2 separate regions of the Homo sapiens genome follow, and region 1 is linked to region 2. The links are chromatin loops, found by intact Hi-C in ENCODE. Cell type or tissue: OCI-LY7. All regions are shown on one strand.

What was found. Hi-C counts contacts between places; a loop is a spot of excess contacts. Peaks named below come from ENCODE experiments on the same cell type or tissue, not always from the same donor. Only the 100,000 strongest peaks of a DNase experiment are listed, where the experiment ranks them.
Region 1: it touches region 2 in a loop (2.9-fold over the local background); 1 of 110 quality-filtered maps calls a loop at or near these places.

What each region holds. Positions count from the first base shown.
Region 1 is chr5:140,626,104-140,631,103 of GRCh38, forward strand. It overlaps a transcript of TMCO6 not described here. Among named protein-coding and RNA genes, the nearest start is that of CD14, 4.6 kb to the right of the region's middle. In OCI-LY7, no CTCF peak of the experiment used is centred here; a DNase peak (open chromatin) is centred at 2,108.
Region 2 is chr5:140,212,465-140,217,464 of GRCh38, forward strand. All of the region lies in intron 2 of CYSTM1 (cysteine rich transmembrane module containing 1), which reads left to right. Among named protein-coding and RNA genes, the nearest start is that of CYSTM1, 40 kb to the left of the region's middle. In OCI-LY7, no CTCF peak of the experiment used is centred here; no DNase peak of the experiment used is centred here.

The DNA of each region.
Region 1 (5,000 bases), 410 kb after region 2:
TTTCTACACTGATGGCTCCCAAATTCTTATAGCCAGGCCAAACCTGTCCCCTAAGCTCTAGCCCCTATGGCTAACTGCCTACTGGACTGTCCACCTGTGAGTGGCTCTAAGCAACCTATGCCCAGTCTTCTTTTTTTTTTGAGATGGAGTCTTGCTCTATCACCCAGGCTGGAATGCAATGGTGTACTATTAATGTCAAACCCAATTCTTAATAAAACCTTATAGAAAAAGATATCCAATTTTAATCAGTTTGACCATAAGGTAAGAGTCTCATAAACCTTTTATTACCCTTTATATATTTTTTCTTTATTTTTTAAGACAGAATCTCACTTTGTCACCCTGGCTGGAGTGCAGTGGCATGCTTTCAGCTTACTGTAACTTCTGCCTCCTGGGTTCAAGTGATTCTCCTGGCTCAGCCTCCCAAGTGTCTGGGATTACAGGCATTGTATCCCATTAGAGGTCATTCCCCTTGACCACCCCACTTCTAAGCAGCCACAAATCTTTGTGTCTCTATCTATTATCATTTCTTTTTTTATTTTTATTTTTGAAACAGAGTCTCACTCTGTGATCTTGGCTTGCTGCACCTCTGCCACCATGCCACCATGTCATGCTAATTTTTTGTATGTTTAGTAGAGATGGGGTTTTGCCATGTTGCCCAGGCTGGTCTTGAACTCCTGACCTCAGGCAATCCTCCTGCCTTGGCCTCCCAAAGTGCTAGGATTACAGGCATGAGCCAAAGTGCCCAGCCTATATTTTACTGTTAAAGAGCAGATCAGTGCTCTAAGAAAACTCTATTGTGCTTTTATTCCAATGTTCAATTTATGGAAAAATTGAATACCCCTTTAACTTTAGCCAGTATGTCCACAGACAGAATTTATATTTCATAAACCTGCCACAACTTGCTCAAAGCTTCTACTTTTCCCTATCCAACTTAAAATAATACTTTAACCCCCTAAACTAGGCAAAAAAAAAATCCACATTCCTGTGCCTTCTTATAATCTTTTGCCAAAAACACATTCACTTTCCTTACGCACTTTCCATGTAAAACTGTTTCTCTACTAGTCTCAATTGCATATGTTACAATGTTACGTCTCAGCAACTTTTTTTTTTTTTTGGTGAAAAACCTGGTAAGTAAGCAATTTTAATTATGTACCAGGTGTGGAGCCTAGGACACCAGACAGAAGTGCAGATAAGGTCTGATCTTTCCAGCATAGCTAGAGGGCATGGCTAACTCCACATGTCTCTAGGCATTACCTAGAATCTAATGGTTCCAAAGCAGGTAAGTTGAACAATGATCATATCAAGGAAGCAGTTTATGTAGTTTAGTAAACTCAGTGTCTGACCTGCCTAATTTAGACCAAATGTATAAATTTTGAAGACATTTTTATTTTACCAATAATCTTTAAAACTGTCTTTATTTCCCAAGGATTACTAAAGTCATATGAACTAAAAGGCATTAAAGTTTTAATTTTTCTGACAAAATATTTAAGTGCTTTTTCTTTAAGCCAATTAATTAGAGCTCTTTTATATAAACATTACACACACACAACATATGTAAATAGACAGACAGAAGAAGATCCAGTTATTGTAAGCTTTTTCATTTGCCAGTTTTTACATTTTTCTTTTCTTTTTTTTTTTTGAGATTAGCCAGGTGTGGTGGCGGGCGCATGTAGTCCCAGCTACTCAGGAGGCTGAGGCAGGAGAATCACTTGAACCTGGGAGGCAGAGGTTGCAGTGAGTCAAGATTCTGCCACTGCACTCCAGCCTGGGTGACAGAGTGAGGCTCCATCTCAAAAAATAAAAAAAACAAGTAACATATCTGATTGCAATATGCTGTGAAGACAAGTAAAACAGAGAAAGGGAGCAGATATTGTTGTTGAGGATTGATATGTATACAGGTTGACTATCTTTTTTTTTTTTTTGAGACAGAGTTTCACTCTTGTTGCCCACGCTGGAGTGCAGTGGCGCAACCTCGGCTCACCACAACCTCCGCCTCCCAGATTCAAGTGATTCTCCTGCCTCAGCCTCTGGAGTAGCTGGGATTAGAGGCATGCGCCACCACACCCAGCTATATATATATATTTTTTCCCATTTTATGAAACCTATCACAACTTACACAGACCATCTATGACATGCTTGGATATTCTGACTTGTCCTATATTTCCCTCTTTCTTAGGTCTGTTTCTGTTCCCTGAAATGTAAACTTGTGACTAAGATACCTAACCTCCTGAAATTGCGGCCCAGCAGGTCTCAGTCTCATTTTATCCAGCCCCTGTTCAAGATGGAGTTGCTCTGATTTGAATGCCTCTGACAGATGCACTTTACGGCTTTTCTTTTCTTTTCTTTTTTTTTTGAGACAGAGTCTCACTCTGTCACCCAGGCTAGAGTGTAGTGGTGAGATCTCAGCTCACTGCAACCTCTACCTCCCAGGTTCAAGTGATTCTCCTGCCTCAGCCTCCCAAATAGCTGGGATTACAGGAGCACACCACCACATCTGGCTAATTTTTGTATTTGCAGTAGAGACAGGTTTCACCATGTTGGCCAGGCTGGTCTTGAAGTCTGGAGACCTCCAGTGAGCCACCCACCTCGGCCTTCCAAAGTGCTGAGATTACAGGCATGAGCCACCATGCCCAGCCATTTTATGGCTTTTCTTGGCATATCTGAATTGTGGGCATCACTATTCTTGTGCTGGGGGTCCATTATTAAGTAAAATAAGGGTTACTGAACACAGGCACTGCTATATGGTAACTGTTGATCTGACAACCCAGACAGCTCCTAAGTTACTAACGAGCTAGTAGTGCCTACAGTGTAGATACACTGTACAAAGGGATGATTCATATCCTGGATATGTGATGGGTTACAATCCAAACAGTTAAAACTTTAGGTTGGGTGCAGTGGCTTATGCCTGTAATCCCAGCACTTTGGGAGGCAGAGGCAGGTGGATTACCTGAGGTCAGGAATTCACAACTAGCCTGGCCAACATGGTGAAACCCTGTCTCTACTAAAAATACAAAAATTAGCAGGGTGTGGTAGTGCATGCCTGTAATCCCAGCTACTCAGAAGGCTGAGGCAGGAGCATCACTTGAACCCCAGATGCAGAAGTTGCAGTGAGCTGAGATCAAACCACTGCACTCCAGCCTAGGTGACAGAGAGAGACTCTGTCTCAAAAAACAAAACAAAACAAACAAAACCCAAAAAACTAAAAAAAATAATAATAATAAATAAATAAAATGTTGCAGTATTTGCACATAACCTACATACATCTCCCACATGCTTTAAATCATCTCTAGATTACTTATAATTCCTAATACAATGTAAATGCTATGTAAATAGTTGTTATACTATATTGTTTAGGGAATCATGACAAAAATATTGTATAAAGTTATCTTCAGGCTATTATCTAAAGTGTATATGAAACATAAATGAATTTTGTATTCAGACTTGGGTCCCATCCAAATCTATCTCATTATATATACGCAAATATTCCAAAATCTGAAAAAATCCAAAACTTCTGGTCTGGAGCATTTTGGATAAAGGATAGTCAACCTGGCTGGGTGTGGTGGCTCATGCCTGCAATCCCAGCACTTTGGGAGCCCGAGGCAGGCAGATCACCTGAGGTTGGGTGTTCAAGACCAGCCTGACCAACACGGAGAAACCCTGTCTCTACGAAAAATACAAAATTAGCCAGGTGTGGTGGTGCATGCCTATAATCCCAGCTACTTGGGAGGCTGAGGCAGGAGATTTGCTTGAACCTGGGAGGTGGAGGTTGCAGTGAGCTGAGATTGCGCCATTGCACTCCAGCCTGGGCAACAAGAGTGAAACTCTGCCTCAAAAAAAAAAAAAAAAGGATAGTCAACCTGTATAACATATCAATCCTCAACAATATCTGCTCCCTTTTTTTTTTGAGACGGAGTCTCACTCTTTCGCTCAGGCTGGAGTGCAGTGGCGTGATCTTGGCTCACTGCAACCTCTGCCTCCCAGGTTCTAGTGAGCAATTCTCCTGCCTCAGCCTCCTGAGTAGCTGGGATTACAGACACATGCCACCACACCCGGCTAATTTTTGTATTTTTAGTAGAGACAGGGTTTCATCATGTTAGCCAGGGTGGACTCGATCTCTTGACCTCGTGATCCGCCCACCTCAGCCTCCCAAAGTGCTGGGATTATAGGCATGAGCCACCACACCTGGCCCAGATATATTACTCTTTAAAAAAAATTTTTTTTTTTGCAATCAGATATGTTACATCACCACTACTGCCTTAGTCAGCTCAGGCTACCGTAATAAAATACCATAGACTGGTGGCTTAACCAACAGAAATTTATATATATTCTCACAGCTATTTCTCACACATAAAAAACTATCTTTTATGTGTTCCCCCGACCCCCACTGGATTGGAATTCCCTAAGGGCATGGATGTTTCTGATTCATCTTTGTATTTCAGGCTTTAGCACAAGGCCTGAGGTGAAATGTGGTTCTGTAACCATTTGATGAAGTGTGATCAGAGCTATTCAAGGGAAGAAAAAAACTGCCTTGAGATGATTAATTCTCTGATACTAGAAATCTCTCAACTGGCTGGTTGAAGGCCCCTTGGGGACATTCCAGTGAGTGTCCAGCTAATTTAACTGTTTTCTGACATATTTTGAGTCTGGTTCTGGTAATGTCTGTAACTCTCTTATCAATGTTAATTTCCATTCCCTATTCCTATCTGTGTGGCTCTGGACATTGGCCAGAGGCAGGTGCTGGGCCTATATGCCTCCTCCCACCTTTCTCCCATGCTCCCTGTGAGGCAGGCATCTAGCTCTCTGATGGATGTGGCTGCCTCCTCATTGAAATGAAGAAGGGGCTCAGAAGAAACAGCACCTCTTGATGGCTGATGCTGTAGGTCTCTGAGCTAATGTGGACTAGAGGACAAATCCTGTTTATTCTGAAGTTTTGAAGAGTCTGAGATGCTTTCCTATTTGCCAATCAGTCAGCCTGAAAAGGTTATCTGCATATGTGTTCT
Region 2 (5,000 bases):
CTGTGTTACTGGCTTATGTGGTTTGGCGTGCAGTGGCAGGATCACAGCTCACTGCAGCCCTGACTTCTCTGGGCTCAGGTGATCCTCCCACCTCAGCCTCCCAAGTAGCTAGGACTACAGGTGCATGCCACCACACTCAGCTAATTTTTGTGAGCCACCATGCCCGGTCAGGAGTACACTCCAAAATATCAATTTAAAGTATAGTAAATATATAAACTAAGGTCAGGCACAATGGCTCACACCTGTAATCCCAGCACTTTGGGAGGCCAGAGTGAGTGGACTGCTTGAGCCCAGGAGTTTGAGACCAGCCTGGGCAATATGGCCAAACTCCATCTCTACAAAAAAATAGAAAAACAACCAGGCGTGGTGATACACGCCTGTAATCCCAGCTACTAGAGAGGCTGAGGTGAGAGAATCACTTGAGCCCAGGGAGGTCAAGGCTGCAGTGAGCCATGATCATGCTAATGCACTCCAGCCTGGACAACAGAGTGAGACTCTGTCTCAAAAACAAAACAAAAGTATATATATATATATATATATATATATGAGAGAGAGAGACAGAGAGAGAGAGAACTCCTATTTTTTTTTTTTAAGTTAACCATAAAACAGCCTCAGGCAGGTCCTTCAGGAGACATTCCAGAAGAAGTCATTAGAGATGAGCTCCATGTATGTTATTACCCCTGAAGACCTCCAGTGGGACAAGATGTGGAAGTGGAAGACAGTAATGTTAATGATACTGACCTTCTGTAGACGTAGGCTAATGTGTGGGTTTGTGTCTCAGTTTTTAACAAAAATGTTTAAAAAGTAAAAAATAAATAAATTTTAAAAATAGAAAAAGCTTATAGAATAAGGGTATAAAGAAAAAACAGTTTTGTTTAGCTGTATAATATATTTATGTTTTAAGCAAAGTGTTGGTAAAGAGTCAAAAAGTTTAAAATTTTTTTCAAAGTTACAGTAAGCTAAGGTTAGTTATTGAAGAAAGAAATTTGTTTTATAAATTTAGTATAGCCTAAGTGTATGGCAGATAGTGTAAGTGTTCAGTATATATGAAGTCTGCAGTAGGGTATTGTAATGTCCTAGGCTTTCACATTCACTCACTTACTGACTCATCTAGAGCAACTTCCAGGCCTGTAGGCTCCATTCATGGTAAGTGCTCTATATATGTATACCAGTTTTTATCTTTTATACCACATTTTTACTGTACCTTTTCTATGTTTAGACACATAGATGCTTACCATTGTTTAAAATTGCCTACAGTATTCAATATAGCAACATGCTGTACGCATTTGTAGCCTAGGAGCAATAGGTGATAGTATATATCCTAGGTGTACAGTAGGCTATACCACCTAGGTTTGTGTAAGTACACTATGATGTTCACACAATGACAAAAATGCCTAACAATGCATTTCTCAGAACATATCTCCATCATTGAGAGATGCATGACTGTATTGTACTGTTTTGTATTTTGTCAGGGAATATCCTTAAAATACTTCAAACTTAACTATAGCACAATGTGTTAGCAGTGGTAAAGGAGGAGGAGTCTGCGGGTAAGATGGTTTTTCTCTGGTGGTACTCAATTGCAACTCTCTTCACAAAAGCAGATGAGAATGGTTTTTAGTGAGTGTACTGGGGACTCAGCACCATCTTAGGCTCTCATTCCTTCTGACTTAGGTCCTTAACTTGACAGACCTACTCAGTCAGGTCCAGCACTTCAATGATGGTCTCCCTAATGACTGCACCAGCAGTGGATCTGAGTGTCATGTGATGACAGTGTGGTCATGACACTAAGGGACTGTAGACTCAAAGATGCCCTTGGATTTTTCCATCTTCTTGGGGATAGAGACAATCTGTTTTGGTCAGGTACTTTATGTAGAACATTCTATTTTGCCTTTTTAAAAGCCTCGGTTTGCCTAGCACTCAGAGGTAATGGAGTGAGGAAAGACAACTGCTCTTTGCAGATCCAATTTATTCAGCTGGCTGATGGGATGTGATCTGTGCTTGAGGGCTGAGAGCAGGCTGGGTTGGCCAGACCTGGCTGGCCTGGGGAAACAAGGTATTTTGAAGTCTGCTGCTTCCAGACCAGATGGCCTTGCTTCATTGTTCTTAGGCCCCTTTCACCCAGGAGCAGCCTGGTTTTCTGCTTTGATACTACTTTTACCCAGTCTTAAAAAACATGACACACATATGCCTATTATCTCTTGCATAGCTTTCTTCAGTTAGCTTGTTATAAACAATGAGGACATTGGTTTTGTGGGCAAGGAAAAGAAGACTACTTTGGGTAGTAAGGGAAATTGGAAGGCACAGGTGGGATAGAGTAGGGCAGTCTTAGAAGGATTGGAGCTAACCAGGCATTGTCGGGACCTCCCTATGTCAGCTGCACTCTGCAGAGCAAGTCCAGTGCTGTAGGTCATTGGTGTGGGGACCATCCGAGGTGACACGGATCTTCCCCTAGGATATATTCTTCCCAGTAGTAATGAGCCATTCCTGTACAGAAAGGGCCCAGGCTCCAGGGCCTGTGCATAGGGTGGTATGTCTCTTACCACACCAGCTGCCTGTGTGGCACAGTGCCCGTAGGCACCTAGTGCAATCTTCCCAGTGGTCAGTGTGGTTAGCCACAGGGGAAACTTGAGAAGGAACGTCTTGAAAACTGACAGCTTTTTTTCATTCTCTAAAGATTCTCATAGATTTTCATGGAAGTCACTCTCAGGAGAACTGTCTATACTAGTAGAATTTGGTGCCTTTTAAAAAATCAATTATATTCTGCTTATATTGTGGCTCCTTGGAGCCACAGAGTTGAGATGCTCTAAAAATCAGGACATGACATAGAATTATTATAATTAAAATGCTGAAAATGAAGATAGCAAGGATTGGTATCTTTATCACTGGATGAGAACTTAGCACAGCAGACAGTAACACAAGTGTGAGGACCAAGTCCAGAGCGATCAGTGGTCCAGAAGAGCTGGTTTCTTCCAAACCCCTACTTAGTTCAGCCCTGATAATAGGCTGCAGTTCCTGTTCCTGGGTTATACCCTGGCTCTCACACAGAGAAACCTGGCCACTTTTTAGAAAATCACTTTTTAAATTACAGAAATACTTTTCCTTTGACAAAGTAAATAATATGCATAATTTATTTGCATATTATTTACTTTGCATTATTAATGCATAACTGCTGCCCAGAGATAGCAGTTAACATTTTGGTATAAATGTTGTGATATAGCCCTTTTTGAAATTCATCTTGTGTGTTAGTCTCTGTCCAGAGGATGTATTTGCAGCTAATATAATGCTACATAAAAGTGTTGTTAGTATGTTGGTGTAGGGTGGGAAATAAAAAAAATAGTGTTGTTGAGTGTGTTGTTTTGTGTGTGTATATTTTTAACTTTAAAAAGTCTGTATAGGCGGGGCACAATGACTCACACCTGTAATCCCAACACTTTGGGAGGTCAAGGTGGGTGGATCACTTGAGCCCAGGAGTTTGAGACTAGCCTGGGCAATGTAGGAAAACCCTGTCCCTACAAAAAATACAAAAAATTATCTGGGCATGGTGGCACGTGCCTGTAGTCCCAGATATTTGGGAGACTGAGGCCAGAGAATCACTTGAGCCCAGGAGGTCAAGGCTGCAGTGAGCTGAGATCACTCCACTGCACTCCAGCTTGGGTAACAAAATGAGACCCTGTCTCAAAAAAAAAAAGTTTGTGTAACTTTATATAGTCTGTATATCCTCAGCTGTATCTCAGTCTCTTAGAATATGCAAGTCTTAAGGAGTGATTATCAGCTTTCACCGATGTCTCCATTTCAAATGTTAGTATCACACAGTTGATGTCATGCTGGGTTTTTTACCCACAGAGAGGTTAAGGGACTTAAATTTTACATAAATTGATTAAGCCAGGTATGTTACGCATACTCTCTGAATCCAGTGAACCTGTATCTGTAAGAGCTAGACCTTTGGGGATACAGAGCTGAAGAGGACCCAGCTTCTCCCCTGTGAGCTGAACTGGCAGTTTGGCAGGGGATGGGGGTCCGTGGAGACAGACCCATTGAGCAGATCATCGCAGTGTTTGAGTAACCTGCCCTGGTTTTCTGCTGTTCCAGGCTTACCCTGGCTCTCTGAGGGAGTGGGTTCCTTCTCCAGGAAATATTTACTTTCCTATCAACTCCCTTGGAAAATCTTATCAGCTTGTACCAGGAAGCTTGCTGCCTGTATGCTATCAGGGCTGCAATGCTTTTGGTCTCGAGAGGCTAATACTGCTCCCTTCCTTTTCTCTCCCTGCTGGGCTCAGTGGCCTTTTCCTCATTTGATCAAGGGTGCCTTGTGTAGCCAGGCTGGGATCCTGATTGGAAAAGGTAGCATACTCCTAAGGTTGCCCTGACCCATCCTCAGGGCTTTCTGAAGTAAGGGGAGGAAGTAGAGCCCTCTCCCTCTATGACACACACACACACACAAAGAGCATACGCATTCTCGTTCTGGGGGTTGTACCTGAGCTTTCTCTTGAGGTTCTAGTCATCAGGCCCTTTCTCCAGGAACACACTTGCTTAAAGACTATAACTTGGGAACAGCTTAGAAAAGATTTTGATGATTTTCAATTGCATTTTCCTTAGGGAAAAAAAAATCTCCATTAGGCTTTTTTCTTTCTTTTTTAAGTAGCGCCTTGGTTTCCTCTGAGCTTTTCCATTTACCCTTGAAATGAGTCCATTTGCTAGCCTGGGATACCTTTTCAGCCTGGAGAATTTTAGAGACAGAGACAGCGCAAGATTATATTGTGAGTTCTTAATGGGTAAAAGTGACTTTTTGCTTTTGGAGAGAATGTATATCATGGGTAATTTGTTTGTGAAGGATTAATATTTCTCTCTCCTCCTCCTGAGCCTCCAAAAAAGCCCTTTCCAAGTACCTCAGGCAGCTAGTGGGTAACCATGAACTCCCCAGGGCTGTGGGCAAGATGTCCTGGGGCTGCAGATTTGAAGCCTCTGTGAAAAAGGTGTATCCTGTGGCTACTAGGCCCACT